2 separate regions of the Homo sapiens genome follow, and region 2 is linked to region 1. A link is an interaction called in ENCODE POLR2A ChIA-PET data of the cell type or tissue named here. Cell type or tissue: PC-9. All regions are shown on one strand. Links, peaks and the distances in the headings refer to the core of each region. The heading gives the core; the rest is flanking DNA. Region 1 has its middle 96 kb from the start of LMNTD1. Region 2 has its middle 61 kb from the start of LMNTD1.

The links. ChIA-PET counts read pairs that join two places held together with the same protein. Peaks named below come from ENCODE experiments on the same cell type or tissue, not always from the same donor. Only the 100,000 strongest peaks of a DNase experiment are listed, where the experiment ranks them.
Region 2: POLR2A ChIA-PET joins it to region 1 with 8 read pairs; 1 of 35 experiments calls an interaction of 5 or more read pairs at or near these places.

What each region holds. Positions count from the first base shown.
Region 1 is chr12:25,448,539-25,465,119 of GRCh38, forward strand. No RefSeq gene overlaps it. Among named protein-coding and RNA genes, the nearest start is that of LMNTD1, 96 kb to the right of the region's middle. In PC-9, for the core only: no CTCF peak of the experiment used is centred there; a DNase peak (open chromatin) is centred at 9,783; H3K4me3 peaks cover 957 bases; H3K27ac peaks cover 1,608 bases.
Region 2 is chr12:25,605,981-25,622,561 of GRCh38, forward strand. It overlaps a transcript of LMNTD1 not described here. Among named protein-coding and RNA genes, the nearest start is that of LMNTD1, 61 kb to the left of the region's middle. In PC-9, for the core only: no CTCF peak of the experiment used is centred there; a DNase peak (open chromatin) is centred at 9,271.

The DNA.
Region 1 (16,581 bases), core at 8,513-11,012:
CGAAATGGATTCAGAATGATTCCCTAAAAACTTTTTGTTGGCCAGGAGCGGTGGCTCATGCCTGTAATCCCAGCACTTTGGAAGGCTGAGGTGGGCGGTTCACGAGGTCAGGAGATGGAGACCGTCCTGGCTAACATGGTGAAACCCCATCTCTACTAAAAATACAAAAAATTAGCCTGGTGTAGGGGTGGGCGCCTGTAGTCCCAGCTACTCGGGAGGCTGAGGCAGGAGAATGGTGTGAACCTGGGAGGGCAGAGCTTGCAGTGAGCCAAGATTGTGGCACTGCACTCCAGTCTGGGCGACAGAGCCAGACTACGTCTCAAAAAAAAAAAAAAAACCACCTTTTTGTTACCTATACATCGCTTTCTTGTTTAATAAACCTTTTATTTTGGAAGCACTTTAGGTTTACAGAAAAATTACAAAAAGCGCATAGAGACTTCCCATATACCCCACAGCCAGTTTCCCCTATGATTAACACTTTATATTAGTGTGGTATATTTGCCACAATTGATGAATGTTAATGTTAATACATTATTATAATTAGAGTCTATGATTTATACAGATTTCCTTAGTTTTAAAAAAATCTAATATCCATGTTTTGTCCTGGGAACAGATCCAGGATACCACATTCTATCTAGTTGTCATGTATCCTTAAACTCATCTTGGCTGTGGGTTTTTTCAGACTTTCTCTGTTTTTTATAATCTTGACAGTTTTGAGGAACAGTGGTCAGGTATTTTTGTAAAATATCCCTTAATTGGAACTTTTCTGATATTTTCCCATGTTCAGATTGAGGCTTGGGGGTTTGGAAAGGAAGATTACAGAGGTAAAGTGCCATTCCCCTCACATCATATCAATGGTACATAACTATCAGCATGACTTGTCACTGTTGATGTTAACCTTGATCGCTTGTCAGTTTCTTCACTGCAAAGCTGTCCTTTCCACCCTATTTCCATACAGTACTCTTTGGAAGGAAATCATTATGTGCAGTCCACACTAAAAGAGTGAGAAATAAAGCCCCACCTTCTTTAAGGTGAACTCTCAAGATAAATTATTTAGAATTCTTCTGCCAAGAAATTTGTCTATTCTCCTGCATTTATCTGCTTATTTATTCAATCATTTATTTATATCAGTATGTACTCATGGATAGTTATCTTATATCTTGGATTATAAATACTTATTTATTCTGTTGCTTAAATTGTTCCTTCTTTGGCCATTAGGAGCACCTGCAGTTGATTCCTGTGTCCTTTTGACATACTGCCATCATTGGGAGTTTTTGTTTATTTGTTCATCTTTTGAGCATTTCCTTAACTGTGATTCAGGCTCATCTTATATATTACTTCTCACCCAGTTCTGGAATCAGTCATTTCTGGGTCCTTTATTGGAAAATGATACTAGAAACTATGATCTGGGCTCCTCTAGGTATGCTCATTGCTGCTGGGATATCACTGCTTCAAGGACTTCTCAGCTGACAGAGCAGGGAAACATATGCTTATGTCCACATATCTGTAAGGATTTCCGCCCTGCTGGATTTTGGACTTGCACGGGCCCTGTAACCCCTTTGTTTTGGCCAATTTCTCCCATTTGGAATGGCTATATTTACCTAATACCTGCACCCCGATTGTATCTAGAAACTAACTAGCTTGCTTTTGTTTTTACGGACTCACAGGTGGAAGGGACTTGCCTTGTCTCAGATGAAACTTTGGACTGTGGACTTTTGGGTTAATGCTGAAGTGAGTTAAGACTTTGGAGGACTGTTGGGAAGGTATGATTTGTTTTGAAATGTGAAGACATAAGACTTGGAGGGGCCAGGGGTGGAATGATATGGTTTGGCTGTATGTCCCCACCCAAATCTCATCTTAAATTGTACTCCCACAATTCCCACATATTGTGTGAGGGACCTGGTGGGAGATAATTTGAATCATGGGGCGGTTTCCCCCATACTGGTCTCACTGTAGTGAATAAGTCTCATGAGATAGGATGGTTTTATCAGGAGTTTCTGCTTTTGCATTTTCCTCATTTTTCTCTTGTTGCTGCCATGTAAGAAGTGCCTTTCACCTCCCGTCATGATTCTGAGGCCTCCCCAGCCATGTGAAACTTTAAGTCCAATTAAACTTCTTTTTCTTCTCAGTCTCAGGTATGTCTTTATCAGCAGCATGTAAACGGACTAATACATTACACATCTGAAAAAGGTCTAATATATCCAGCATCTATGAGTAACTTAAATTTACAAGAAAAAAAACAAAAACAAAAACAAAAAACAAACACCCCCATTAAAAAGTGGGAAAAGGACATAATCAGACACTTTTCAAAAGAAGACATACATGTGGCCAACCAGCATATGGGAAAAGGACATAATCAGACACTTTTCAAAAGAAGACATACATGTGGCCAACCAGCATATGGAAAAAGCTCAACATGACTGATCATTAAAGAAATGCAAATCAAAACCATAATGAGGCATCATCTCACACCAGTCAGAATGGCTACTATTAAAAGGTCAAAAAATAATAGATGCTGGCGAGGTTGCAGAGAAAAAGAAACACTTATACACTGCTGCTGGGAGTGTAAATTAGTTCAACCATTGTGGAAGACAGTGTGGCAATTCCACAAAGACCTAAAAAACAGAAATACCATTTAACTCAGCAATTGTGTTACTGGGTATATACCCAGAGGAATATAAATCATTCTATTATAAAGACACAAACTCACATATGTTCATTGCAGCACTATTCACAATAGTAAAACATGGAATCAACCTAAATGCTCACCAATGGTAGACTGGATAAAGAAAATGTGGTACATATACACCATAGAATACTATGCAGCCATCATAAAAAGAATGACATGGATAGAGCTGCAGGCTGTTATCCTTAGCAAACTAACGCGGGAAGGGGAAACCAAATACCGCAGTTCTCACTTATATGGGAGCTAAATGATGAGAACATATGAACACATAGAGGGAACAACACACACTGGGGCCTATCAGAGGGTGGAGATTGCAGGAGGGAGAAGATCAGGAAAAATAAATAATGAGTACCAAGCTTAATACCTGGGTGATGAAATAATCTGTACGACAAATCCCCATGACAAAAGCTTATCTATATAACGAACTTGCACATATGCCCTTGAACTTAAAATAAAAGTTAAATTTAAAAAATGGTGATATTTTAATTTTGTTATTTTTAGGCATTTATGACTTGCAATTCTTTCATAAAGAACTTTACCTATTCAACTATTTGGTTTCCATGAAAAACAATTTGTACAGGAAGACTTGATTTTTCTCTTTATATTTTAGTTTTCAGCATAATAAATTGACACTCTAACATTCCTTAAAGGCGGCCAATTAGTTTTTCAGTAATTTCTTTCTTTTTTTCTTTTTTTCTTTTTTTTTTGAGACGGAGTCTTGCTCTGTCGCCCAGGCTGGAGGGCAGTGGTGCGATCTCGGCTCACTGCAAGCTCCCGGGTTCATGCCATTCTCCTGCCTCAGCCTCCCGAGTAGCTGGGACTATAGGCACCCGCCACCACGCCCGGCTAATTTTTTGTATTTTTAGTAGAGATGGGGTTTACGGTGCTAATGGTTTTCTGTTTGAAATACAGTTTTGAAAGCAGTTTCTACTCTTCTGGTTGAACTCTGACTGATTAAAAACGTTGTAGGGGAGAATTCAAGATGGCTGACTGGAAGCAGCTGATGCACACGGCTCTCACAGAGAGGAGAGTGGAGAGTAAATCCTAGCTCTTCAAGTGGATTATCCAGGAGGCCACGCTGAGATTCATCAAGGAAGCAACAGGACCCACGGAGAACAGAGAAGAGTAAAGCAGGGTCGCTGACCGCCTGGGATGGGTGTGGAGCTGGGGAGACTCCCCACCAAGGGGAAAGGGTGAGTGAGCAAGATTCCCCCGGGACCCACACTTCCCCCATGCTCCTTTGCAATCCTGGGCATGAGAGATTCCCCCTAAGCGCTCGCCCCGCCCCTGTTAACCTCCCACCCTGGGCCTCCAGACTGACACAGAGAGCTGCCTGGATTCTGGGCAGAGCCACTGCTGAAGCCCACATGGAGCCCCACAGACCTTGGATCCTTGAGCACCCTGTAGCCAGCTGCCCTACCTCCACCAAAAAAGAAGGGCAGGCTCCTTCACATGCTCCCAGGATAAGTGTTGATAAGGAGTGAGACTGCAGGCCCTGTCTCCACTGCTCCTCCCCAGCAAAGGCCCCCTGGCCTAGGCTCCCAACGCAGCCACCTCACCCCACCTGAGCACTCTGGTCCCCCATTAGGGCTCTGCATTTCTTTGCAGTGTAGCTCCCAGAGGTAACCAACAGCCCCTCTGCCACTCTGTGGTACCTTCTGTTGCCCCCAGACTAGGGAGGAGGAACATGGAGCCTGATTGCTTTCACAGGCACCTCCAGCACACCGCAGCCACCCAACAGAGAGGAGGTCAGACTGTCTTTCCTGCAAGCTCCTGCCCACTCTGCGCATTTCCAGGCAAGGCCCCTGGGCTTGGAAGTGCAGTCAGTCCTATGGCCAGGGCTCTGCATTTCTCTGTGGTGGAGCTCCCAGAGACAACTAACAGGCCCTCTGCCACTGGCTGCCATTGCAGTGCCCTCCTGCTGCTGCCCCCAGGCTGGGGAGGGAACAAAAAGCCTGAGTGCTTTGGGGAGTCTCCAGCAAGCCAGCAGCTGCCCTGCAGAGAGGCCATGACCCCACTGCACCTTCCCAACAGGGCTTGCTGCTTTCTGACTTCCAATGCACCAACATCGCCCATGTATGAACATTGCAGCCGTGAAAACCTTATCTTCACAGGCCTGTGATCTTCCCTCGAGATCCCACCACCTGACCCTATGTGAGAGTTCAGCTGGTAACTCAGGGACCAGCCTGGCCCTCCCTATCACAACCAGCAACTCAGGCTCCACCCGATCCAGCCCCATCAAGACTCATACACGCTGTCCAGCTGGCCATTTAGGGGCTGGGGAGTTGGAGAACCCCATTCCAATTCTGCTGACACCTGACCATTTCTCCCAGGGCCTGAGATTGGACCCACCCACCCAGCCAATATCACCACAACCTGCACAGGCCCAAAGGCGGAGGCCCCCTAACCCCTTTTACATGAAGATGCAGTGCTATCACATTGGAGAATGGTGAGCCACAATGCCATCTGTATTAATTAGGCTGAGTGATGAAGTTCTGCCCCAAAACCACTGCCACGGAGAGTCACAAATGAAGCAACCCCTGAGGCTCTCAACTACATTGTGGTTCAGAAAAAGGCTACAGTGTACATCTGATCTAGGAGTCATGAGCTCTGGAACAGAGATGTGATAGGGCAGCAGTTCAAATTCCTGTCTATCTAGGATGAGGTGGTGGTGTACCTTGTATGTCTGGTAGGTAGAATTCATCAGTGAATCTGTCTGGTCCCAGGCTTTTTTTTTTTTTTTTTTTTTTTTTTGGTAGGTTTTTTATTACTGATTCAATTTTAGAACTCAATTTTGGTCTGTTAAGGGTTTCAATTTCTTCCTAGTTCAATCTTGGGAGGTTGCAAGTGTCAAGAAATTTATCCATTTCCTCTAGATTTTGTAGTTTGTGTGCACAGCAAAGAGTTGGTACCAATTCTACTGAAACTCTTCCAAAAAGCTGAGGAAGAGGAACTTCTCTCTAACTTATTCTACAAAGCCATTTATCACCCTGATACTAAAATCTGGCAAAGATACAACAAAAAAGAAAACTATAGGCCAATTTTATTTATTTATTTTTTTGAGATGGAGTCTCACTTTGTTGCCCAGGCACGATCTCGGCTCACTGCAACCTCCGCCTCCCAGTTTCAAGCAATTCTCCTGTCTCAGCTTCCCGAGTAGCTGGGACTACAGGTGCCTACCACTAGCCCCAGCTAATTTTTATGTTTTTAGTAGAGACAGGGTTTCACCATATTGGTCAGGCTGGTCTCGAACTCCTGACCTCAGGTGATCTGCAGCCTCCCAAAGTGCTGGAATTACAGGCATGTGCCACCACGCCAAGCCAGGCCAATATTTTTGATGAACATAGATGCAAAAATCCTCGAAAAATACTAGCAAATTGAATTCAGCAGCATATCAAAAAGTTAATTCACTATGATCAAGTAGGCTTTATTCCTGGGATGCAAGGTTGGTTCAACATACCTAAGTCAATAAATGTGATTCACCACATAAACAGAACTAAAAACAAAAACCATATGATTATCTCAATAGATAACAGAAGAAGTTTTCAATAAAATCCAACATCCCTTCATAATAAAAACCCTCAACAAACTCAGCATATAAGGAACATACCTGAAAATAATAAAAGCCATCTATGACAAACCCACAGCCAACATCATTCTGAATAGGAAAAAGCTGGAATCATTCCCCTTAAGACCTGAAACAAGACAAGGACGCCCACTTTCACCACTCCTATTCAACATTGTTCTAGAAGTTCTAGCCAGGGCAATCAGGCAAGAGAAAGAAAGAAAAGGCATCCAAAATTAGAAAAGAAGAGGTCAAATTATCTCTTTTCACTGATGATATGATTCTATACCTAGAAAACCCTAAAGACTTCACCAAAAGCCTAAAACTGATAAATGCCATCAGTAAAGTTCAGGATACAAAATCAATGTGCAAAATCAATAGCATTTCTATACAGCAATAATGTTCAAGCTGAGTGCCAAATCAAGAACACAATCTCATTTACAGTAGCCACAAAAATAAAATAAACTACTTGGGAATACATTGAACCAAGGAGATGAAAGATTTCTACAAGGGAAATTACAAAACACTGCTGAAAGAAATCATAGATGACACAAACAAATGGAAAAACATTCCATGCTCGTGGATTAGAAGAATCAATATTGTTAAAATGGTCATATTGCCCAAAGCAATCTACAGATTCAATGCTATTCCTATCAGACTACAAATGACATTTTTCACAGAATTAGAAAAACAATTTTAAAATTCATATGAAACTAAAAAAGAGCCTAAATAGTGAAAGCAATCTTAAGCAAATGGAAGAAAGCTGGAGGTATCAGATTACTGGATTTCAAACTATACCATAAGGCTACAGTAACAAAAACAGCATGGTACTTGTACAAAAACAGACACATAGATCAATGGAACAGAATAGAGAACCCAGAAATAAAACCACACACCTACAACCATTTAATCTTTGACAATATTGACAAAACTAAACAATGAGGAAAGGACTCCTGGTTCAATAAATGATGCTGGGATAACTGGCTTAGTCATATGCAGAAGAATGAAAGTAGACCCCTACCTTTCACCATACACAAAAATTAATTCAGGATGATGAATCAACGTTTTAAATGTTAAGACCTCAAACTATAAAAATCCTGGAAGAAAACATAAGAAATGCCATTCTGGACATCTGCTTTGGCAAAGAATTTATGACTAAGACCTTAAAAGCAATCACGCTGAAAACAAAAATTGACAAGTCAGACCTAATTAAACTAAAAAGCTTCTGCACAGCAAAAGAAACTATCACAGAATAAAAAGACACCCTACAGAATAGGAGAAAATATTCACAAACTATTCATCCAACAAAGGGCTAACATCCAGAATCTATAAGGAACTTAAACAAATCAACAAATAAAAACCATCCCATTAAAAAGTGGGCAAATGACATGAGCAGACACTTCTCAAAAGAAGACACACAAGCAGCCAACAAACATGAAATAATGCTCAATGTCACTAATCATCAGATAAATGCAAATTGAAACTTCAGTGAAATACCATCTTACACCTCTCAGAATGTCTATTATTAAAAAATCAAAAAAGAGTAGATGCCGGTGAGGCTGTGGAGAAAAGGAATGCTTATACTCTGTTGGAAAGGTAATTAGTTCAGTCACTGTGGAGAACCGTTTGGAAATATCTCAGATAACTTAATACAGAACTAATCATTCAATCCAGCAATCCCATTACTGGGTTTAAACCCAAAGGAAAATAAATCATTCTACCAAATACACACATGTACACATATGTTCATCGCAGGACTATTCACAATATCAAAGACATGAAATCAACCTCGGTGCCCATCCATGGTGGATTGGACAAAGAAAATGTGGTGCATATACATCATGGAATACTATGCAGCCCTAAAAAATGAAATCATGTTCTTTGCAGCAACATGTATGTAGCTGGAAGCCATTCTCCTAAGTGAACTAACGTGGGAACAGACAACCAAATACTGCATATTCTCATCTATAAGTGGGAACTAAACCTTGTGTACACGTGGACACAAAGATGGGAATAATAGACACTGGGGACTACAAAAGTGGGGAGGAAGGGAGGAGAACAAGGACTGAAAAACTACCTGTTAGGTACTATGCTCACTACCTGGGTGATAGGATCAGTCATACCTCAAACCTCAGCATCATGCAACATGTAATAAACCTGCACATGCTCTGAATCTAAAATAAAAGTTGAAATTAAACAAAACAAAAGAAAAAAATTGTTAATAGAGTGTCTCTGTCTTAAGTTGAAATGGGAAGACCAGTTTAAATCTCTGATGATAAAGAAAATGGGAAGACACAAAGCAAGTTATGAAGCAGAAAAAAAGAATCCCATTTTTACTTTAAATACAAAAAGAACAGCAAAGTCATAACTCAATATTTTGCTTTGTCTTTTTCTAACCATAAATATAAGCTAAGTCTACTTTAATCTTCACCACACCCCCTACACTGTCATCTCTCATTCCCTTCTCCCTTCCCCAGAGTAATCACTAAGATGAGTTCGTTTATATTCTTCCAATCCATTTTTATGTATAAGTAATAGGTAGTAATATTTTATATTTTTAAAAGTAATATCATGTGCACGTATTTTCTATCTTGCATTTTCCCTTCAACATCAAATTTTGGATCCATGTTAATATAAGTGGATTTAGCTTTGTTTCAACTGCTTCATTGCGTTTCCTGATGACTATTCCACATTTCATTAATGTGATCCCCTATTGATGGCATTTAGGTAGTTTACAATTTTTATGCTGTCATTAAAACAACAGTATAATGAGCTTCTGTTGTTTTCAATGCTGTTTGAGACTTACGTTTTAGGGAAGCTAAGATAATACATATATTTTAAAAAGTATCTTCTCACCCCTTGTTTTTTTCTTATAAGACTTTTGCTTAACAGTGACATGGTCTTTTACCTAAAAACTGAAAATAGTTTTTTAAATGATCAAACAAAAGAGACAGTTTAGATAAAAAGGCTTTTTTTTTTTCAAACTCCATTCCTTTTGATTCTATGAAGTCATGAAGACAGAAAGGAATTATCAGTGTTACTAATTAATTGTGGACCCTCAGCTTTTAAAGTGCATCATTGTGTATTTGCTCTTATAGTACCTTCTTGGGTTTATATAAAAAAGTAGCTGCATGAAGCTCTTTGCCTCATTTGGACTTTGTTTATCTATACTTTTTGCTTATGCTCAATCCCAGTTTATTACTCCCTGACGATTTCCCTGGCAGTACAGAAATCGATGTTGGAGCACAGTATCTAAAATGTGACAATTATCCTTAGTGACTGTCTGGTATTGTCCTTAACAAGAGTATTTAGTCAATCCACTCGATGGCATGCTTTGTACAGAAACATGAGTTGATGCAGAGATACAATTCCAATAGGGATGAAAATGAGTCATAGTAGTCAATTAGCTTTTGGTGATGATGAGTCACAGGAATCAAAACATTTTGCAAAGCGTTTGGCAGACGACCAAATGCTCTAGCTTGAGCTACCGAGATGTGACATTTTAGAAAATGGGAAGAAAATCGTCATATCTTAGTATCTCTTCATGGAAGATGTTTGTCAGTTGCCTAGAGGAATATTTTCATTCTTGCACATACTGCTCCCTAGACTTGGAACACCCACTCTAATGCCACCACCTCTGATTGGCAAATTCCTGTTACTCAGGACCCATCTCAGACCGGAAGCATTTCCTGAGGCACAATTACTCACTCCCATCACTGAGCCCATAGCTGCTGGTTTCTCATGTTATTAAACCATCTATCAAGTGATATTGCAATTTACCTGTTCCTGTGTTGATCTTTTCTCCCATTCTCTGGAATAAAAACCCTGTCTTAGTTGTCCCTATGTACTTAGTAAATGACATATAACAGGGCTCAATTCATTTTTGTTTCTTTGTTAAGTGGATGTGTTTCTATTTATGTGGGCATTATGAAATACTAACAATTATAAGAACAGTAATAGTTAACATTTACTGAGTGCTTCTTACATACTAGGCACTGTCTGGAGTGCCTTCAGTGTATTAACTCATTTAACTCTCCCAACATTATACAGGAGGTAAGTACTACAATCCTCTTCAGAGATAAGAAAACTGAAGCACAGAGAGTTAAAGTAACTTGTCCTAAGTCACACAGCTACTTGGTGGTGGAGTTAGGAATTGTACTCAAGCAGTCTGACATCTGAAGCTACATACTTAAGCAATGTGCTATATGGCATCTATTTTTTTCCTTAAGAAAAGAATCTAAAGACAATTTTAATGGACAGGATAAATAATTTTACATAGAAAAATAAAAATTGCCATCACCAAAAGACAGTGTCTCAGGATTAACCTGAAAGCTATTTTTGAATGAGGCAGAGCTATACCTTTTTGCCTGAAGAGAAGTCTATGATGTATAGTTAAGAAAACCAAATTGTAAAGTAATTTTGTAGTGATTCCTTGTGAATAAGAAGAAAATAGTAGAAGGCTTATACAGCTTACACTTCTTCCTTTCACATCTTTCTCCTTGCTTACAAAACATATACCTGTTGATCAGGCTGTAAATATCAGTTATGGTATGGAAGTTCACTACAGTGGGAGGTGTTATTATTATTATTTTTTCTTGCATTATTTCATTGGTTTCAGTGGCAACATCACTCTGAATATTTGAAGAGGAATTTAATAAAGAAAAATTTATTGGCGACTAATAAACTGAAATTCCAGGGAGAAATCCCAGAGAAGATGACTCTCCAAGTCACGCCTGGAGCAAGCAGGCAAAGTCAGCTTCGTTCAAAGCAGTTTCCTTGACACCCTCATACAAGAAGCAGTAGTTTCATTCTTAACAGGAAGCACTGTAGGAAACGAGGAAGTTGCAGTGAAACCAGAGGACTAGGCCTAGTGGTGTATTACATAGTCACGGATTCTTCTCCCCAGGCTCGCTTCGCCCCATTGCCCCTCAGGCCTGGGCGACTTGCTCGCTGCCCCCACCTGCCATCTCAGCCTGTCCTGGGTGAAGACCTCCTCAGTCATCCGCATCTGATGGAGCATCTCACAAAGGCTTTGGCTCCTGCCGCCATGTCTGGGTTCAGAGGAAGGACTTGCCGCGGGACAGGCGATCTGGCTTCCCCTGCAGCGGCCCCAAGGGACTGGGGACACAATCTGGAAGCACCAGGGAGGTCATGCTCTGTGCCGCAGGCTTGACAGGAAATGGAAAAGAGCCAGAGCATCAACCTCTCTCTCATCCTCCCTCGAACACGTCTTCTGAGGCCCACTGCTTCCACATAGCCTTTGCAGAGATGTCCGTTGACCAGGCAGCAGACTAGGTCTTCTCGTGAAGCTACAGCTGCTCTGTAATGCACTGCCTTGTCTTTGCTTTCTCTCCTTCGCTGCTCCCTTCCCATTTTGCTCTCAGTCTTGCTGTCCTGGGAGCCAAGAGTCAGCAGTAGCAGGTTAACTTTCATTAGGCTTCGTCTTCTAGGGGCCCAGGGTTAAGGCATAGTGAGATATCCAGGTTTTAGAAACGTTAATATCTGATGTTATAAATAGACTTTAGGTTGAAAATTGGGAAGCACTGTTTGAAGTTCAAGCACATGACTGATAGGCTTTGGGAAGGATACTATGCTCCCTATCTGGGTGATGGGATCTGTACCCCAAACCTCAGCATCATGCAGTATGCCCATGTAACAAACCTGCACATGTACCCCTGTATCTAAAATAAAAGTTGAAATTTAAAAATTTTTCTTTGTTTGATACAAGAAAATGTAGGCTAGACATAATTATTCTGGAAAATAAATTTTATTTAAATTACATAGAAAAGAATTAACTTAGGATTTTTTGCAGAGCAGGATGTTGTGAATGTTTAAATACCTTGTTTTTAAAAATTGTATTGTGTGTCTTCACTAATAGTGTTATATCTTTTGAATTAACAATCTGTTATGTCCAAGTAAAAAATGGTAGCTTTATCGAACAAATATTTTGTATTTTGACCACTATATAGTTAAAATAAAATAAATCCAAATAAAAGTAACATATGCTTATTTAGAAGTTTGATAAATAAATGAATGTATGAAATAAATAAATGAATGTATGAAAATTAACAACCACCTATAATCTTATCATCCAAATACAGCCACGTTAACATTTTGGTAGATGTTTGCCCATGTTTTCTATGAATAGAATGGATATATTTTACATATCTACAGATTTACTTATATATTTTACATTAATGGATATAATAGGGTAATATATGTACCATGCATATATGTAGAATATTTTTCACATGTGCTATGTTAATATTTGTATGTAATTTATAAAACCTGAATATATTATATATATGATTTAAAGTTTTATTGTTTAACTTAATATATTATGAGATATTTCCTAAGTTACCAGGTGTTCTAAGACATGCATTTTAATGGGGATATTCAGTATTTCACGGTATGGGTAGGTCAGAGTTTATACTTAACCAAATACTGTTGTTGGATATTTGAGATGCTTGGTTAAGAGTCCCTATATACCTTTACTTTTTTCTTTTCAGAAATGTAGAATTCAGAGGGACAAAAGAAATCTTCTAAAGATGGTCTAGTTTACTCCTCCAGTACTATCCTTTAATCATGTCTATAAGCAGGACATTAAATTCCATTTTCTTTTGTTCTTTCTGTTTAGGTGCCCAATACCTTCAGCCTCCTATCGCTTTGTTTCTTGCAAAAAATGATTGTCAAAACTTCATCTGTATAGTAATAACAGTAATAACAGCTAGGCATATAATGCTTACCATGTTCCGGGTTCTAGTCTAAGTATTACATGTATTTCAACGCATTTAATTCTTGCAAAGCCTTCTGAAGTAGATACCCATAACTATCCCCAAATTAGAGCTGAAAACACAGAGAGATTAACTTACTTATTTAAATTCATACAGTTAGTAAGTGGTAGAACTAGAATGTGAGCCTAGACAATCAAGTTCCAGAATCTGAATTCTAATTACTATGCTCTAATGGATGACTCCTAAAAGAAAGATGCAAAGAGGTTTCATTCTGAATTCTAATTTCAATCACTGGAAATGGCTGCCTGGAACAATACGTTCAGAATGATTCTGATGCTGTATCTGAGCTTAGAGGGGAAAAGGGCCATGATATATGAATAATATTCCCTTGTTTGAAAGAGGAGAGTGATTGTATATTTGCCATTTTTGCCCTATAATTTTAGTTACCCTAGAATTATTTAAGTTCAAAAAGATAAAACTCTAGAGATTAAAAAAAGTGTAGGTGGAATAGGGTTTATGTATTTATTATTTTTGCAGGAGGGAGATGAGGGGGCAGAGGTTTGTGCTATTTTAGCCTGTGCTACCTCTGTCAGTGCAAATGACTCCATATGCATTTCAGGACCTCCATTTTTACAATTGTTTTTAAAAGGAGCCTGTTGCATTCTGTCTGTCCTTGGTAGATACAAAAGCAAAGAACAATGAAAACACAAAGAGTTTGGAGACATAGACATATGGGCTTCCTTTTTCTGGTTCCATCAAATTAACTGTGTGTTCTTCTAGGATAGTTACTTGACCTTTCTTACCCTCAATGTTCTCATCTGTAAAATGAGAAAATAATTCTTACTTCTTAAATTGTTGTGAAATTAAGTTAGGTAATTGTGTATGAAGTCCTTTGCATACAAAAGACAAATGTTCTCTCCTTTACTGTCTCATATGCACCAACAGATTGTATCCTTGCATATTGTTTTTCCTTTGATTACTTCTCATAGAATCCATTTACTAAAATCTTTAATAGCTTAAAAGTTTTTTGTTTCTTGTTTATATGGAAATATTATCAAGTTTTAGTTATAGATATTTCAGAAATTAACATACAAATGAAGTCCTTGCTAGTCTTTGGTAACCATACAAAACTGTACAATGGGTCAATTTAGTGCTTGCTTGCTCAATAATTATGTTTTAAAAAGTTTTAATAGAATGTCTGTTCTTTTTATGTTCATAATAGCACCACTATCCAAGGCAGAAACTTGAGTCTTTATATCAGTTTTCTTTCATTTTAGATTACTTCTATTCCTATTTCTTCATGTTCACTAATCTTTTCTTTGGCAATATCTAATTTGCTGTTAATTCCATCTGTGTAGAAAAGACATAATATAGCAGGCTTGATGTTGCTACCTTTAGAATGATCTGCTTGGGGGGCTTGCCCTAGACTATCATCTGGGAACTTGGCTTTGGAATGTTCCCTACACTGATAAGGATGATTTGCTGACCTGAGACACCGAACTCTTATATACCAGCTTGCCTAGATTATTTGTGCAAACAATGTAATTAATGGTGAATGCCAGCCTTTCTACCAGATGTCTAAATTTGGTAGCTGTGGCTTATCGGAGGCAGAGACTGCCAAAATAATCAGCCCCCAGTGAAAACTCTGAACTTTGAGACTTAATCAGAAACACTGCATTTTGTTGGCTAAAAGAGTGTGTTCTATGTGGCCACCCCGTCTCTCTTCAGCCCCAGAGGGAGAACTTTGGAAGCCAGTGCCTAAATTCCTCCAGGCTTCACCTGGTTTGTCTTTTTCCCTTGCGAGGCTGGCTGTATATCTTATGCTTGATAAACCATAGCTGGGATCATCTTGCCTCTGAGCCCTATGAGCCCTTCTAGTGAGTCCTAAATGTGTGGGTGGTAGTTATGAGACATCCAAAGCACCATCCATTGAATTTTTAATGCCTAGAAGTTTAATTTGAGTGTTTTAAAATATCATCCAGCTGGGCGTGATGGCTCAGGCCTGTAATCCCAGCACTTTGGGAGGCTGAGGCAGGCAGATCACTTGAGATCAGGAGTTCGAGACCAGCCTGGCCAACATGCTGAAACCCCATCTGTACTAAAAATAAAAAAATTAGCTGGCGTGATGGTGCGGGCCTGTAATCCTAGCTACGCGGAAGGCTGAGGCAAGAGAATTGCTTGAGCCCGAGAGGTGGAGGTTGCAGTGAGGCAAGGTCACACAAGTGCACTCCAGCTTGGTTGACAGAGCGAGACTGTCTCAAAAACAAACAAAAAACCAAATATTATCCATGTCTTTTTTTAACAAGCTCAATATTTTCTCCACTTTCTTGGGCATATGGAATATATTTATCAGAATTGTTTTAATGTCCGTGTCTACCAATTCTACACTGTGTGTCATTTCTGTGATTGTTTCTCTTGAATGATTTATTTTACTCCTCATAAGAGGCTGTATTTTCCTGCCTTTTGGCATACCTAGTAATTTTTGATTGGATGCCAGACATGATGAATTTTACTTTGTTACATATTGGAAGAATATTCCTTTAAATATTCTTAGGCCTTTTTTTTTTTTTTTTTTTTGGTTGGCAATTAAATTACTTGGAAATAGTCTGACCCTCTTGAGTCTTGCTTTTAAGCCTTGTCAGACACAGCTAGAGCAGACTGTGGTTCCAGCACTGAGGCAATCCTCTTCTGTGTTCTCCATCTTATGCCCTGTGTATTATGAGGTTTTCCCATTTTGACTGGTGGGAACACAACCTGCTCCCAGCCCTTTGTAAGTCCAAGGGATTGTCCTACCTGTTTCAGGTGGTTCTTTCCTTAGTCTCAGGTATCAAGACTCAAGGGGAACTCAGGAAATCTCCAGAAATTTCTCTCTGTGCAGCTTCTTTCTCTCTTGTCTGGTACTCTCCTTCTCCAACCTCTAGATGGATTGACCTCCCCTGATGCTCAACTCTAGCTCCTCAAATCAGGGAGACTGCTGGGCTTTGTGTGTGTTCTCCTTCCCTATGCTGAGGACTGGAAACCAGACAGTGAGTAAGGCACCCCCAGGGCTCACCTTGTCTGTTTCTCTTCTCTAAGGGATCACTGTTCTCTACTACCTGTTGTCCAATGTCTAGAACTCATTGTTTTATGAACATGTTAATGAACATGCATTTCGTTCATTTCTTTTTTGTTATTTAAGCTGGGAGGGTAAACCCAGTCGTGTTTCTCTGTCATGGTCAGAAGTGAATGTCTATACTTTCTTTCTTTCTTCTTTTTTTTTTTTAATTTTAAAAATAGTATGGCTTGTGATGCGATTTTTTTCTTTTTTTTTATTATACTTTAAGTTTTAGGGTACACGTGAGCAATGTGCAGGTTAGTTACATATGTATACATGTGCCATGTTGGTGTGCTGCACCCATTAACTTGTCATTTAACATTAGGTATATCTCCTAATGCTATCCCTCCCCCCTTCCCCCACCCCACAACAGGCCCGGTGTGTGATGTTCCCCTTCCTGTGTCCATGTGTTCTCATTGTTCAATTCCCACCTATGAGTGAGAACATGCGGTGTTTGGTTTTTTGTCCTTGCGATAGTTTGCTGAGAATGATGGTTTCCAGC
Region 2 (16,581 bases), core at 7,728-10,227, 160 kb after region 1:
CATTTGTTTGTATCCTCTTTTATTTCATTGAGCAGTGGTTTGTAGTTCTCCTTCAAGAGGTCCTTCACATCCCTTGTAAGTTGGATTCCTAGGTATTTTATTCTCTTTGAAGCAGTTGTGAATGGGAGTTCATTCATGATTTGGCTCTCTGTTTGTCTGTTATTGGTGTATAAGAATGCTTCTGATTTTTTCACATTGATTTTGTATCCTGAGACTTTGCTGAAGTTGCTTATCAGCTTAAGGAGATTTTGGGCTGAGACGATGGGGTTTTCTAGATATACAATCATGTCATCTGCAAACAGGGACAATTTGACTTGCTCTTTTCCTAATTGAATGCCCTTTATTTCCTTCTCCTGCCTGATTGCCCTGGCCAGAACTTCCAACACTGTTGAATAGGAGTGGTGAGAGAGGGCATCCCTGTCTTGTGCCAGTTTTCAAAGGGAATGCTTCCAGTTTTTGTCCATTCAGTATGATATTGGCTGTGGGTTTGTCATAGATAGCACTTATTATTTTGAGATACATCCCATCAATACCTAATTTATTGAGAGTTTTTAGCATGAAGGGTTGTTGAATTTTGTCACAGGCCTTTTCTGCATCTATTGAGATAATCATGTGGTTTTTGTCTTTGGTTCTGTTTATATGCTGGATTACGTTTATTGATTTGCATATGTTGAACCAGCCTTGCATCCCAGGAATGAAGCCCACTTGATCATGGTGGATAAGCTTTTTCATGTGCTGCTGGATTTGGTTTGCCAGTATTTTATTGAGGATTTTTGCATCAATGTTCATCAAGGGTATTGGTCTAAAATTCTCTTTTTTTGTTGTGTCTCTGCCAGGCTTTGGTATCAGGATGATGCTGGCCTCATAAAATGAGTTAGGGAGGATTCCTTCTTTTCCTATTGATTGGAATAGTTTCAGAAGGAACGGTATCAGCTCCTCTTTGTACCTCTGGTAGAATTCGGCTGTGAATCTGTCTGGTCCTGGACTTTTTTTGGTTGGTAGGCTATTAATTATTGCCTCAATTTCGGAGCCTGTTATTGGTCTATTCAGAGATTCCACTTCTTGCTGGTTTAGTCTTGGGAGGGTGTATGTTTCCAGGAATTTATCCATTTCTTCTAGATTTTCTAGTTTATTTGCGTAGAGGTGTTTATAGTATTCTCTGATGGTAGTTTGTATTTATGTGGGATTGGTGGCGATATCCTCTTTATCGTTTTTTATTGCATCTGTTTGATTCTTCTCTCTTTTCTTCTTTATTAGTCTTGCTAGCAGTCTATCAACTTTGTTGATCTTTTCAAAAAACCAGCTCCTGGATTCATTGATTTTTTGAAGGGTTTTTTTGTGTCTCTATCTCCTTCAGTTCTGCTCTGATCTTAGTTATTTCCTGTCTTCTGCTAGCTTTTGAATTTGTTTGCTCTTGCTTCTCTAGTTCTTTTAATTGTGATGTTAGGGTGTCAATTTTAGATCTTTCCTGCTTTCTCTTGTGGGCTTTTAGTGCTATAAATTTCCCTCTACACACTGCTTTAAATGTGTTCCAGAGATTCTGGTTCATTGTGTCCTTGTTCTCATTGGTTTCAAAGAACATCTTTATTTCTGCCTTCATTTCTTTATGTACCCAGTAGTCATTCAGGAGCAGATTGTTCAGTTTCCATGTAGTTGAGCGGTTTTGAGTGAGTTTCTTAATCCTGAATTCTAATTTGATTGCACTGTGGTCTGAGAGACAGTTTATTGTGATTTCTGTTCTTTTACATTGGCTGAAGAGTGCTTTACTTCCAACTATGTGGTCAATTTTGGAAAAAGTGTGATTTGGTGCTGAGAAGAATGTATATTCTGTTGATTGGGGGTGGAGAGTTCTGTAGATGTCTATTAGGTCCACTTGGTGCAGAGCTGAGTTCAGGTCCTGGATATCCTTGTTAACTTTCTGTCTTGTTGATCTGTCTAATATTGTCAGTGAGGTGTTAAAGTCTCCCATTATTATTGTGTGGGAGTCTAAGTCTCTTTGTAGGTCTCTCAGGACTTGCTTTATGAATCTGGGTGCTCCTGTATTGGGTGCATATATATTTAGGATAGTTAGCTCTTCTTGTTGAATTGATCCCTTTACCATTATGTAATGGCCTTCTTTGTCTCTTTTGATCTTTGTTGGTTTAAAGTCTGTTTTGTCAGAGACTAGGATTGCAACCCCTGGTTTTTTGCTTTCCATTTGCTTGGTAGATCTTCCTCCATCCCTTTATTTTGAGCCTATGTGTGTCTCTGCACGTGAGATGGGTCTCCTGAATATAGCACACTGATGGATCTTGACTCTTAATCCAATTTGCCAGTCTGTGTCTTTTAATTGGGGCATTTAGCCCATTTACATTTAAGGTTAATATTGTGATCTGTGAATGTGAACCTGTCATTATGATGTTAGCTGGTTATTTTGCCGGTTACTTTATGCAGCTTCTTCCTAGCATCGATGGTCTTTACAATTTGGCATGTTTTTGCAGTGACTGGTACTGGTTGTTCTTTTCCATGTTTAGTGCTCCCTTCAGGAGCTCTTGTAAGGCAGGCCTGGTGGTGACAAAATCTCTCCGCATTTGCTTGTCTGTAAAGGATTTCATTTCTCCTTCACTTATGAAGCTTAGTTTGGCTGGATATGAAATTCTGGGTTGAAAATTATTTTCTTTAAGAATGTTGAATATTGGCCCCCACTCTCTTGTGGCTTGTAGGGGTTCTGCTGAGAGATCTGCTGTTAGGCTGATGGGAAAGAAACCCGACCTTTCTCTGGCTGCCCTTAGCATTTTTTCCTTCATTTCAACCTTGGTGAATCTAACAATTATGTGTCTTGGGGTTGCTCTTCTTGAGGAGTATGTTTGTGGCATTCTCTGTATTTCCTGAATTTGAATGTTGCCCTGCCTTGTTTGGTTGGGGAAGTTCTCCTGGATGATATCCTGAAGAGTGTTTTCCAGCTTGGTTCCATTCTCCATGTCACTTTCAGGTACACCAATCAAACGTAGATTTGGTCTTTTCACATAGTCCCATATTTCTTGGAGGCTTTGTTCATTTCTTTTTAGTATTTTTTCTCTAAACTTCTATTCTCATTTCATTTTATTCATTTGATCTTCAATCACTGATACCCTTTCTTCCACTTGATTGAATCGGCTACTGAAGCTTGTGCATGCATCGCATAGTTCTCGTGCCGTGGTTTTCAGCTCCATCAGGTCATTTAAGTGCTTCTCTATACTGTTTATTCTAGTTAGCCATTCATCCAATCTTTTTTCAAGGTTTTTAGCTTCTTTGCGATGGGTTCGAACATCCTCCTTTAGCTAGGAGAAGTTTGTTAATACTGACCTTCTGAAGCCTACTTCTGTCAACTTGTCAAAGTCATTCTCCGTCCAGCTTTGTTCCATTGCTCGTGAGGAGCTGCAATCCTTTAGAGAAGAGGTGCTCTGGTTTTTAGAATTTTCAGCTTTTCTGCTCTGGTTTCTCCTCTTCTTTGTGGTTTTATCTACCTTTGGTCTTTGATGTTGGTGACCTACAGATGAGGTTTTGGTGTGGATGTCCTTTTTGTTGATGTTGATGCTATTCCTTCCTGTTTGTTAGTTTTCCTTCTAACAGTCAGGTCCCTCAGCTGCAGGTCTGTTGGGGTTTGCTGAAGCTCCACTCCAGACCCTGTTTGCCTGGGTATCACCAGCGGAGGCTGCAGAATAGCAAATATTGTAGAACAGAAAATATTGCTGCCTGATCCTTCCTCTGGAAGCTTCGTCTCAGAGGGGCACCTGGCTATATGAGGTGTCAGTCAGCCCCTACTGGGAGGTGTCTCCAAGTTAGGCTACACGGGGGTCAGGGACCAACTTGAAGAAGCAGTCTGTCTGTTCTTAGAGCTCAAACACCATGCTGGGAGAACCACTGCTCTCTTCAGAGCTGTCAGACAGGGATGTTTAAGTCTGCAGAAGTTTCTGTTGCCTTTTTTTCAGCTATGCCCAGCCCCCAGAGGTGGAGTTTACAAAGGCAGGTGGGCCTAGTTGAGCTGCAGTGGGCCCCACCGAGTTCAAGCTTTCTGGCTACTTTGTTTACCTACTCAAGCCTCAGCAATGGCGGACGCCCCTTCCCCAGCCAGGCTTGCCACCTTGCAGTTCTATCTTGGACTAGCAGTGAGCAAGGCTCTGTGGGCATGGGACCTGCTGAGCCATGCATGGGATTTAATTTCCTGGTGTGCCATTTGCTAAGACTGTTGGAAAAGTGCAGTGTCTAGGTGGCAGAGTCCCAATTTTCCCAGTACAGTCTGTCATGGCTTCCCTTGGCTAGGAAAGGGAAATTTCCAGGCCCCTTGTGCTTCCTGGGTGAGGCAATATCCCGTCCTGCTTCAGCTTGCCCTCTGTGGGCTGCACCCACTTTCTGACCAGTCCCAATGAGATGAACCAGGTACCTCAGTTGGAAATGGAGAAATCACCTGTCTTCTGCATCAGTCACACTGAGAGCTGCAGACCGGAGCTGTTCCTATTTGGCCATCTTGGAATGGACCCCGCACCTTCATTTAGATTTAATTTATTGGACAACACAAGGCTATTAATGTTTTTTACAGCTGGCAGTGGGTTAAGGATGGATCAAAGAAAGAGAAGAATGAAAGATGAGGAGATGAGGAGATGATTAGGAAACTAGGATTGTGGTCCAGGAGAAAGGCAATGAGAGGCTGAATTGAAGTGGTGATCATATAGATGGAAGTGGAGGGGACCCAAGGGGTAGAGTAAAGGAGACAACATGGGGCTTGGCATCTCACTAATCCAGGGTTAAGAAGAAACCACAGAAACTTCCAAGGTTATTAGTTTGGACTGGGAGAATAGTGGTCTCATTGATTAGATATAAGGAAGTCTCAAGGCTCAGCTAGCTTCAGAAGAAGGTGTTGGGTTTGGTTTGGGCATAAGAAATTTGAGAGGACAGCAGAGGCTCAGACTGAAGGAAAATTGGGAAGCCACTTGTCTTCAACAGTCACAACTGTGGGGGTGAGAGATTCTCAAGTAACGTCTTTAAGGAGAGCAGAGACCCCTTGAGTAACACCTATTTCTAGGCGCACAGAGGAGTCAAAGAAGCAGAGAAGGAAAGTGAAGAGAACGAAGAGAACCAGTATAAAGCAGGGCAGGACGTCAAGGGAAGGACAAAGTTTTAACCTCAAATACCAGGGAAGTCAAAGAGGACAAAAATTGTAGCAAAGCTATGCCATTTGGTGATTAAGAAGAAATGTTATTAAAGGGCAATTTTAATGGCGTACTGGAGACAGAAATCATATGTTTAGGTGTTATGATATGATTAGATCATGAGGGCAAGGAGACCACGAAGATAAATAATTTTTAAAAACATTACTAATCAGTGCAAGAAGAGGATTAACAGGATCAAAGGAAGCCTTTGGTGTTTTGATGGTTTTAGGAGGGGTTGTTTTGTTTAGAATGGGAACATTTAAGCACAGGCTGTGAGGAATACAGTGATGAGGAGGGACTAGGATGAAGGAAGTTTGTCCACACTGGAATCCTCGACTATGTAGCTGAGTTCAGATGGTTAAGTTTAATCCCACTCATCATTTTACTCAGGTATAATGGTTTAGCTCCAGTGTTCCACTATTCCATTTGAGAACATTTACAGTATATTGCCTTAAAGAACAAAAACATAATGAGAATGCTTCCAAAATATGATTGAGAAGTAAAGGATTGACTCCCTTTCTCTTTCTCATACACATACGTACACACACACAGTCATAGCCATGAGTACTGCTAAAATATTTATTTGATTTTATTTTTCCAGTCAAGTGGTCTTGGAAAATGAGCCTGATCCCATTTCCTTAGAGAGCAATAGCAATGCATTCAAAAGTTAGATTAGAATGGACCTCATTTTATGCCAGTCTGATTTAAATGGTTCTTTATACACTTGGATTTCCTTTGCTTGCCAGTTCTGATCCATAACATTTCCTCTTTGGTTGCTTTCTCTTTATTCTGTGTGGTGGAATTTAAGAGTAAACTTCTATCCGTTGGAGTATTTTCTTCATGGAACAGCAAAAAATTTCCATCCAGGGATAGAGTGCTTATTAAGCTTGTTTTACCATCTTAGCCTTTAACATAATTGTACCTATTCAAAGGTTTTTGTGTGTGTTCAGTGAAGTAGAGGGCTTTTCACTGCCAACTAAAGAAATAAGAAAAATACTGTGGCTTTAGATGGAGAGATAGCAAAATTAAATTTTTTTAGATTAACTCAAATGCTTCTTGTTAAAACAAATGAATGAACAATCTGGAAAAAAGTATATCATTTCCTACAATTAACCAGTTCTATCTGAGTCTCTAAGGTCCCTCACACACACACACACACACACACACACACACACACACACGCGCTCCCACTGTCAACAACACTGAACCACTACTCACAGCCTGGATGGAATTCACTGTGGATTTTACACTTTTAGGCTTTGGACCATCTCTGTCCCTTTTTCTAGACTTCTTTCTTTTGATATCTGCCTAACAAACTCCTACTGCTATTCAAGGCTTAGGTCAAGCAATTTTACATCTAGGAAACCTTTGCTGAGTCACTCAGGTAATGTAAACTCGCATCAGATCTTATTTTTATCTTCACCACTGTTATCTGCTTGTTGTATGCCCAGTATCTAGCATGGTGCCTGAATCCCTTTGGCTGAATGAATGAAGCTCTGATGAACTGATCTAAATGCAGGGAAACAGAAAAAGGAGTCTAGAGCTGGAATGACTTTATATATATATATATTTTTAAATGTCCCCCGTGTATAGAGTTTAAAGGCTACCATATGTGATAGGTTGAATAATGGCCCCAAAGACATCTAGGTCTTAATTTCTGGAACCTGTGAAAGTTACCTTATATGGCAAAAGTGACTTTCAGATGTGAATAGATTAAGGATCTTGAGGTAAGGTGATCTCCTGCATTATCTGAGTGGGTCCTGTGATGTAGTCTCAAGTGTTCTTATAGGCAGACAGAGGGAGATCTGCTAGAAGAGGAAGAAGGCAATGGGATGATGGCAGCAGCAGGAGAAAGAGCAATGTCATGAGCCATGGAACGAGGACAGATTCCAGAATATAGGAGAATGCAGTGAAAGGGATTGTCCCCTGGAAGCTCTGGAGGAAGTGCAGCCCTGAAGACACCTTGATTTCAACCCAGTGAGACACTTGTTTTGGACTTCTGACATCCAAAACCTTTAAGAGAATAAATGTCTGTTGTTTTAAGGCATGAAGTTGGTGGTAATTTGTTATAGTAGCAACAGAAAGTCAATGCACCACACAGATCCTGTTCTTCTTCTAGACTTTAAAGCACTCTTATTGCTGGTTCTGACATGACGGGTAGAAATGAAATCAAGATAAGCTTAGGAACCAAAAGACCTGTGTGTGTTTTGACTCTACCGTTTTTTAGCTAGATCTTTTAGTGGGAATCACTGGGCCTTGGTTTCCTGAGGTTAAAACAATACCTGATCAATCTACTTCTTGCAGTTGTTATGAGCATTATATGGCATAAATTACACAAAAGCATTATGTAAACTGCAACAAAAATGTTAACTCTATGATCATGACTTACTTCTTTGGACCTAGGAATTGAAGGCTTCTGGCAAAATGTAAATGAGCCTCATTTGATAATTAACATTGTAGTGCAGTGCTCTGAATAGTGTCTGGCACATAAAACCTTATGCATATTTGTTAAGGGAATTAAGAGATGATTGAATGCATGCATAAATTAAATTAGCTTATTAGAAAAAATATTTAATATCAATAGAATCTTGCTGTCAACAGGTCATAGGAAAAGTAAACATTGGAAAGAGAGAAAGTATTTGGAAATACTTTCACTTTTTTCACAGAACCCCACCTATGAAAGAGATGGATGATGTGGGAGGAGGGTGTGGAGTCTAAAGGGGCTCCTTTAGAAATGGGATTCAAGCAGATTCCTAAATACAGCTGGCAGCTGAGGGGCAACTAAGGGAGAAGATAGGCGGAAGCATTGGGAGAGGAGACAGAAGGACAAAGGGAAAAGCAGAGAGGAGTATCATGGACAAAGGAAGAGAGTGGTTTCCAAAATGAAGGAGAATGATTATTAATGTCAATTGCTGCTGGTGGGTAAAAAAAAAAAGTATCTAAAAAAAGTGTCCATTGGGTTTATCAAGACAAGTCATCAGTCGCCAGTGGGAGTAGGGAGACTGACTGAAGGGTGGGGTAAGCGATGTCCTCTTTTTTTTCTGTCTATTCCTTGTTAAGCTTCCTACGCATTTTTCTAGTTCTCTTCTGGCCTCATCAGTTGCTTCTTCTGCTTCATTTCCAACTTCTCTTACTCTTGCCTCCACCAGCCCTGGAGATTTCTATAGCTCAGTTCTCGGTACTGAGCACAGACACATTCCCTTGATGAGCTCCCTACAACCCAAATCCTCAATTACCAGGTATCTGGGTGACACCTTAAATGCTGACCTCCAGCTCAGCACATCTGGAGAAGCTGCTTCTCCAGACATCTTGCAGAGTAGTCATCCATGAACTGAGTTCAAGATTAGAGTTTAATCTACCCTCCAAGATACTATCACATGCAATAGACTTTGTGCCTATTCCTTTTGGGGTGTTTTCCTCCTAAAGTTAGTTTTCAGAAACCCAAAAGAGAACAGTATTTCTCTTCTGTTAACAGAGGTTAACTGCGGTAGAACAGACTTGGCAGATTGCAGAGTCTAGCACCTTGGGAGACAGAATCAGACTTGAAAGTGTGCTTGGCAAATAGGGAAAGTGGCTATATTAGTTTGCTAAGGCTGCCACAACAAAGTATCACAGACTGGGTGACCTAAACAACAGAAATTTATTTTCTCATACTTCTGGAAACTGGAAGTCCAAGACCAAGGTATTGTTAGGTTTGGTTTGTTTCTTCTGAGGCTCTTCTTGGCTTAAAGATGGCCATCTTCTCCCTGTTTTCACACTGTCTTCCCTCTGTTGATGTCTGGGTTCTAATCGCCTCTTCTTATAAGGTCATTAGTCATATTGGATTAAGGCCCAATCTAATGACATCATTTTTAATTAATTACCTTTGTTGAGACCCTATCTGCATCACCGTCACAATCTGAGGTACTGGGGGAAAGGACGTCAACCGATAAATACAGGGGGGCACAATCCAGCCTGTAATAGTGGCCAAACAAAATGAGGCTCAGCTAAAAGGGAGAAATTTAGGTAGCAGAACAAGCTTCTTGCTCACGAGATGAGAGATGGGGATGGGTGAATGCAGAAGATGAGGTCATTGTGGGTCACATGCTGACCATGAGTCAGCAACATGGTGCAGTAAAACACATGAGCACAATTCCTGGATATAGAAATAGGAGAAGCAGAGTAGAGTGTGTGAGGTAATTCAGTTCCCTTTGCAGTAATTGGAAGCACCTTTCCAATTCTGAACTCCAAGCCAGAGAAGGTTGTGAAGATTCTGGACAACGTTCAGAAGAGAGCCATATAGCAGAACCATATCCTTTTTTTAATTTTTTAATTTTTTTTTTTGAGACATGGTCTCACTCTTTACTCTTGTCGCCCAGGTTGCAGTAGAGTGGCATGATCTGGGCTCACTGCAACCTTTGCCTTCCAGACTGAAGCGATCCTCCTGCCTCAGCTTCCTCAGTAGCTGAGATTCAGGTGTGTGCCACCACACCCAGCTAATTTTTCTATTTTTGGTAGAGACAGGGTTTCAACATGTTGCCCAGGCTGGTCTCAAACTTCTGAGTTCAAGCGATCTGCCTGCCTTGGCCTCCTAAAGTGCTGGGACTACAGGTGTGAGCCATGGCGCCCAGCCTAGTGTCATAAATTATTTCTTAATAATTAGAACTTGAGTTGTCATAACAAAATATTAACAGTGTAAGTTGTTAAAACTGGAGTTTACTAAAGTAGATTTTTTAAAAATAAATTATTCTTTATTTCAGTGATTTTAGTATGATTCTGCCTAAAGTTATATGTGGAAGATCATTATTCACTCATGTATATTCAACACACATTTATTAAATGCCTACCAGGTAGCAGGCACCATTCCAGACCCAGTGGTGAACCAATTAAGTTCCTGTCCTCATGAAGTCTACTTCTAGTAGGGGAGACAGACTATACCTCACCCTCCCACCCCGACACACACATAACACACACACACACACACACACACACAGTGTGAGATAGTGAGAAGGCTTATGAAGTAAATCAATAAAGCAGGGTAAGAGAAAGAGGGTAACATAGCTGACTATTTTTAGACAGGGTGGTAGGGGAAGTCTCTAAGAAAAATATTTAATTATTATTATTGATGAATCAATAATAATAGTCAATATTTATTTAGGCAGACATTGTGCTAAGCTTTGTATCATTTAATCCTTGCAATAACTTATTTTACAACAACTCAACAATAAAAAAGAATGAACTATTGACACACACAACAACCTGGATGAATCTCCAAAGAATTATGTTGAGTAAAAAAAGCCAATCCCTAAAGGTTACATACTGTATGATTACACTTACGTAACATTCTTGAAATGACAAAATTATGGAAATGAAGACAAGATTCAAGTTTGTCAGAGGTTAAGGAGGGGGCAGAGTAGAAGGGAAGTGGATCCTGGTGGTGATGGAAATGTTCTGTATCTTGACCAGATCAATATCTATAACCTGGTTGTGATATTGTACTGCAGTTTTGTGAGATGTTACCATTGGGGAAAACTGAGTAAAGGGTATGGGGGATCTCTCTGAGTTATTTCTTAAATTGCATATGAATCTACAATTATTTCAAAATAAAAAGGCCACGTATGTTATGATTTCCCTTATATAATAACATTCTGGAAAAAAAGCGAAACTATAGGGACAGAAAACAGAGTTCTGTTTCCCAGGAGCTGGTGGTGAGGTTGACTTGTAGCTGACTACAAAGGGGCACAAGGTGATTCTTTGGAGTGACAGGAATGTTCTATATCTTGAATCTAGTGATAGTTACATAAACATGGGATTATCAGAACTCAGAACTGTACACTAAAAAGGATGAAGTATACTGTATGTAAATTATACCTCAATATAATTTACATTATGTAACTCAATATAGCTGTTTTAAAATAAGGACTAATTTATTTCACAAAGGAGGAAATGGAGACTCAGAGAGGTAAAATAACTTTCTCAATAACTTACACGTCTAGTAAGACTCAGAAGCTCTGAGTCAGCCTTGCTCTTTCCCTAGCTGCTAATATTGACTTTAATTAGCTATAGTATTTAATGTTAATGTTAACTTTATGCTGAGGCCCTGATGGGCACAGAGTTTATGTTTATTCACTTTAGTGGGTAGTGCCTAGGTAACAGGTGAATTTTACAGAGCTCCAGTGTCCCTGTGCAGTCTTGGGTACTATCTGCCTCTTGGTTCTGAGGTGCCACCAAAACCAGACACTTCACTGACATCAGTCAAACCTATAAGGCAGGTGTCTACTGTAGACAAGAGGGGGATGTGATCTCTTGGACAAGTGGAGGGGTTGGCCTTTAGCAGGAGAATGGGCAGCTTATCCGTGGTAATAGAGGGAAGGCAGGGTACACAGACACAGAGGCAGGTGACAGGTATAGGTGGTGGGAGCTTGCAGAAGAGCCCATCTGATGGTTTCTATTTTTCTAGAGAGTGAAAATGGGGAAGGGGGGACAAAGAAAAACATTTGAAACAGTAAGAATTGATAGATATTTCCTTAACATAATAAAATGATCTTCTTTCTTTCAAAAGTTCACCACGCTTAACAGAAAATGATCATGATGGGAAGACAGACAAGAAACTCTATCAATTGCAATGCCACGTGATACACAGGTAAATAATATTAATCTTGATTGATGGTGTGTGAGGCCACAGAAAGGAGTGGTTTATTCTTCTTGCATGAGGCAAGAGATTTTGCAGAGCAGGTGAAATCTGAAGAAGTACTTGAAGGATACAACAGTAATGAAGATGCACTGTTCTATGTATTTAATATTCATAAGGGTCCTGTGAGAGGTAGGTGTCGTTGTTGTCCCCATTGTGCAGGAAAGGGGTTGATGTACAAGCTCACACAGCCAGTGTATGCAGTGCTGACACAAACTTATCTCATCTGACCCCTGAGCCTGCTCTCTCAATTATTTCCCCAATCTCTACTTTTTCTGACAATTATCCCCAAAATTTAAAAACTGCTTTTGTAACTTCCTGTTTGTCTCTCTGTGGTTGTATGTGTGTCAGAGAAGTGTGGGATTTTACTCACAATGGACATTTTGATTGATCTCAGCCAAGCCTGCCCATTAGTCAGTAGGGGAGCTTTTAGAAAGTTCCAAGTGCCAGGCTATACCCTTGGGAATTCTGATTTAATTGCTCTTGATTGGAGAGCAGGCATCAATCTTCTTAGAATCATTCGTCAGGTGATTCTACTGTGCAGCTGCAAGTGAGGACCACTCACTCAGGTGAAAGAAAAGGGTTTTAAGGGACAGATAGAAGAATTTGATACTTGCAGTACCTTAGTGATACTTGCAATACCATTGCTTCGGGTTAAGAATTTTCTCCTCAAAATGTAGATTGCTCTTTAGGTTGGAGCAACATGTTAAGACTCTACAAAGACCTTAGTGGGAGTGATTTTATAATTCTCCTTTCTCCTTGTGATGAGACTGTGGGAGGGGCTGGCATTAGCACATTTAGGCCTGGAAAGGAAAGGGAACATAGGAATCGGAGAAGCCAAGGTTGAACAGAAAACAAGAATTTACTCTATACTTGGTAAAAGAATTTAACATCAATTTGAATACTAATAATTTAATAATTGACTTCAAGACCAAACCAACTGCTAAAATGATCTAATTAATGATAAGCCTAAATAAGCTTCAACATCATATTTTGGCTAGTAAAGTACAAAGATGGCTAAGCTATGAGCTTCTTGCCTTATCCATGGTACATGGCACAGTACTTAAAACCTAATAGCCATTCACTGAATTTCACTGAATGAGTGAAATTCATCAACTGACTTAATCAATGTGAAACGATTTACCGCAAAATAGGAAACAGGTTTGGTGATGGGTTAACAGTCTTTGCCCTGCCATTGTAAGAGCATTCTATAATATGCTTCAATTTATTTACTCATTTCCCCATTCAGTGACATTTAGATCATTTTCAATTTCTTTACTGTTAAAAAAATACTGCAAAGAGCACCTTTGTATGTGTTTGCCTGTGTACTTGTACAGGAGTTTCTCTAGAATATATCTGTAGAAGTAGAATTGCTGGGTAAGGGATACATGCTTTTCAACTCTCTCTCTCTCTCTCTCTCTCTCTCTCTCTCTCTATATATATATATATATATATATATATGTATAGCTAACTAGTTTTCCAACTTTCTACTCCAAATAAAACAAAAAACAAAACCTAAAGGAAAAGATTATCAATTTGACTTAAAATGTAAAAGTTCTATACGCAAAACATACAACAAAGTTAAAACACATTATAGCCCTTTTCACTTCTTTCCAGTGCATGTTAAATGCACCATAAACAAACTTCAATTTCTAAGTTTGCCTTTTGTAATCAGTTCACAAGACAGTTGAGAGAGGCCTGGGCCCTCTTTTCTTGCCTGCATTTGCTCTGTGAAGTTTGAGAGAGTTTTCCCATCTTCAGATGGTTCCTCAGGGCAGCCTGGCTGTTGGTAGGCAGGCTGTGATCCAGGAAAGAATGATCTAAGACTGCAGGTGCTTGTTCTGCCATTTTCCCAAAGCCAATTCCCAGTGCTCCGTGGGCAGGACGGCAGGTGGGGCTGGAGCCCACACAGCCATCTCTGTCTCTCCCTTCTCTGCTCATCCCCCAGGGATGGACTAGTTTTGGCAAAATGGATGGTCAAGCTGTCTTGGGCATAACTAATGCGAAATAATTCTCACCAAGACTGATCACAGATTTGCCAGTTGTTCCTTTTTTGAAACATTGGTTATGAGACTTTTATCCTACATGTAAATTCTGGCTTTAATAACTCAAGAGTTTGAATAGAAGTGCCCAGCCCTTCAAGGGAATCCTTTGAACTTAGTATCTCCAAAAGCCTTAGCTTTATAAATATTCAGATGCACAATATATACATATGTGACCATGTTATTCCATAATTTAGATTCTCTTTTAACTCTGCTTTAAATTTGAGTGTACTACACTAAAAGAACAAAAAGGGACTAGCTACTGTCATAGTTTAAGTTACAACAGAGCTGCTCTTCCAGAAGAAACTGTGTTTTCCCACAAGTGATTGCGTTTTAGATGGAATAGCAACACCATCAGTGATTCCCCATGCAATGTTTTCAAAGGGCATTTCAACAAAAAAAGGCCTTTTTTAATGTTAACGGAACTCCACAGTTTTCTAATTCCATTTAATTCTGTTCTCAATTCCAATTTTCACAGTTAGCAAAACAAATTTTATAACTTACAAAATTATAAAATATACTTTTAAAATACAAGTATTTTAAATATATAATTTCTATAATTTTAAAATGATAAATTTCTAGTTTCTTTTTTGTTGTTTCTCTGAAGGATGAGAAAGGTGGTAAAGTATACCTTTTCAATATAAATGCTTCTTTTCTTCAACAAGATAGGAGTACATTTTCTAGCTTTTCTTGCCACATCAAAAACTCTGCTGCTATTATGTGACTCTTCCACGTGTCTATGATCCAGGTATACATGAGTTTCTCACAGAGCAGGGCCAGTTTTCTTTTCTATGAGCTGATTTTCTTTCCTTAGGTTGAACTTGAAAGTGCTAAACTGAGCACCGCAACTTCAGGCACTGGGTCCCCGCTTCTCTCCTAAAGCCTCCTGTGGATTGTACTCCACTCCGTAGCTACTACTGTTTAGCTTCCATGTCTTCATTTGCTCTATTAATGTCAATATCTATGAATTCTTGCCACATGTCAAGTGCTTTATACGCGCTCTACCATCGTTCTATCATAATCCCCACCAACACTATGCAATAGGTGTGTTACCCCAACTTTACAGATGGAGAGAAACCAAAGCAATCAAGGCTTCAGTAACTTGTTGAACATAGTCTGGTAAGTGGCAGGGAAGAGATTCAAACCCAGGTGAACTGACATCAGACACTGGGCTCCTAACTACTGTCCTTATCTGCTGTCTTCATCTCTATTCATTAGCTGTTGACCTTCACAAGAGGAAGTTTCTTCTGATTTGGTCACTGGAGTATTCCAAGGGCCTAGAACAGTGCCTGGCTTAGAGTTAACACATGTTAACTAATAACCGCATCTATTAACATGTTAATACATTGGCAGGGGTAACTTTTTTTATTTAGAGAGAAAGAGAGACAGGGTCACACTCTGTCACCCAGGCTGGAGTGCAGTGGCATGATCATGGCTCACTGCAACCATGAACCCCTGGGATCAAGCAATCCTTACACCTTAGACTTCCAAAGTGCTGGGATTACTGATGTGAGCCACTGCACCCAGCCACGTAGTTTTTAAAACAAATTTTATTTTAAATATTTGATTAACAAATAAGGGTTGTATAGATTCAAGGTATATAGCATAATATGATATACGTTTAACTTGTGCAATAATTACCACAATCAAATTAATAAACACATTCATCACCATTCATGCTGTGCCTTAGATCCCTAAAACATGTTTATATTATATCTGAAAGTTTGTATCGTTTGACCAACACCTCCTCATATTTCTTAAATGAATAATTCTGTTCCCCTATTTTTCCTTTCAGTTATTCATTTGTTTGTACCTTAAACAAATGTTGACTGAACCCCTAAAACATGGCCTTATTCTACACACTTGAGATATAAAAATGAATAATCAAAGTCTCTTCTGTCAAGAAGATTACACTCTTGAGGCAGGAGATAGACTAATAAATATGGTCAGCAAAGACAAGGAAGAGAAGTGGGCCGTGGAGAAGACTTGCGCTTTTATGCTGAATGAGATGGGAAATCAACAGAGGGTTCTGGACAGAAAACTGATGTGATTGCCTCCATAGTAAGAGGATCACCCTGGCTGCTGTTAGAACAATCAAAGTTACTGTAGTATTCTGAGCCAGAGGCAAGTGGGTTGGATCAAGGTAGTAGCAATGGGGATAATGAGAAATATTTAAATTCTATACCTTTCAAAAATGATATGATTTGCTGATGGAGCAAATGCTGGATATGAAAGAAAGAGAGGAACAGCCCCAATGTTTTGGGCATTAGAAGGGGGCATCCCCAGGGAAGGCTGCAGAGGAACAAGCTTGGGATTGGAGGGGAGTCAAGAGTTTGGGTTTCGAATATGCTTCTCATCATCTGGTATTGCCTTGTATGATAAAAACACTCAATAATGATTCTATTAGCTCCTCAGGGGCCTGAAAATCCAAACACCCTCAGGGTACAGCAAACAGCTAACTTCACCGTATGACTTAGCCAAGTGTAAAACAACAAAACAATGGTACAGCCTGTGAACTGCAGAGTTCATGCATGACCCACAGGCACTAACATAAAAAGAAAAGTTGCGCTGGTCACTGTTGCCCTTGACCTTGAGTTTGTGAGCCCGCCCCCCCCCGCAAAATAATATCAACATCATTGGCTTTTATCCACATTGTCCTTAACACTTACATATTTTCTGCCTTCTACTAAACTGTGTATGC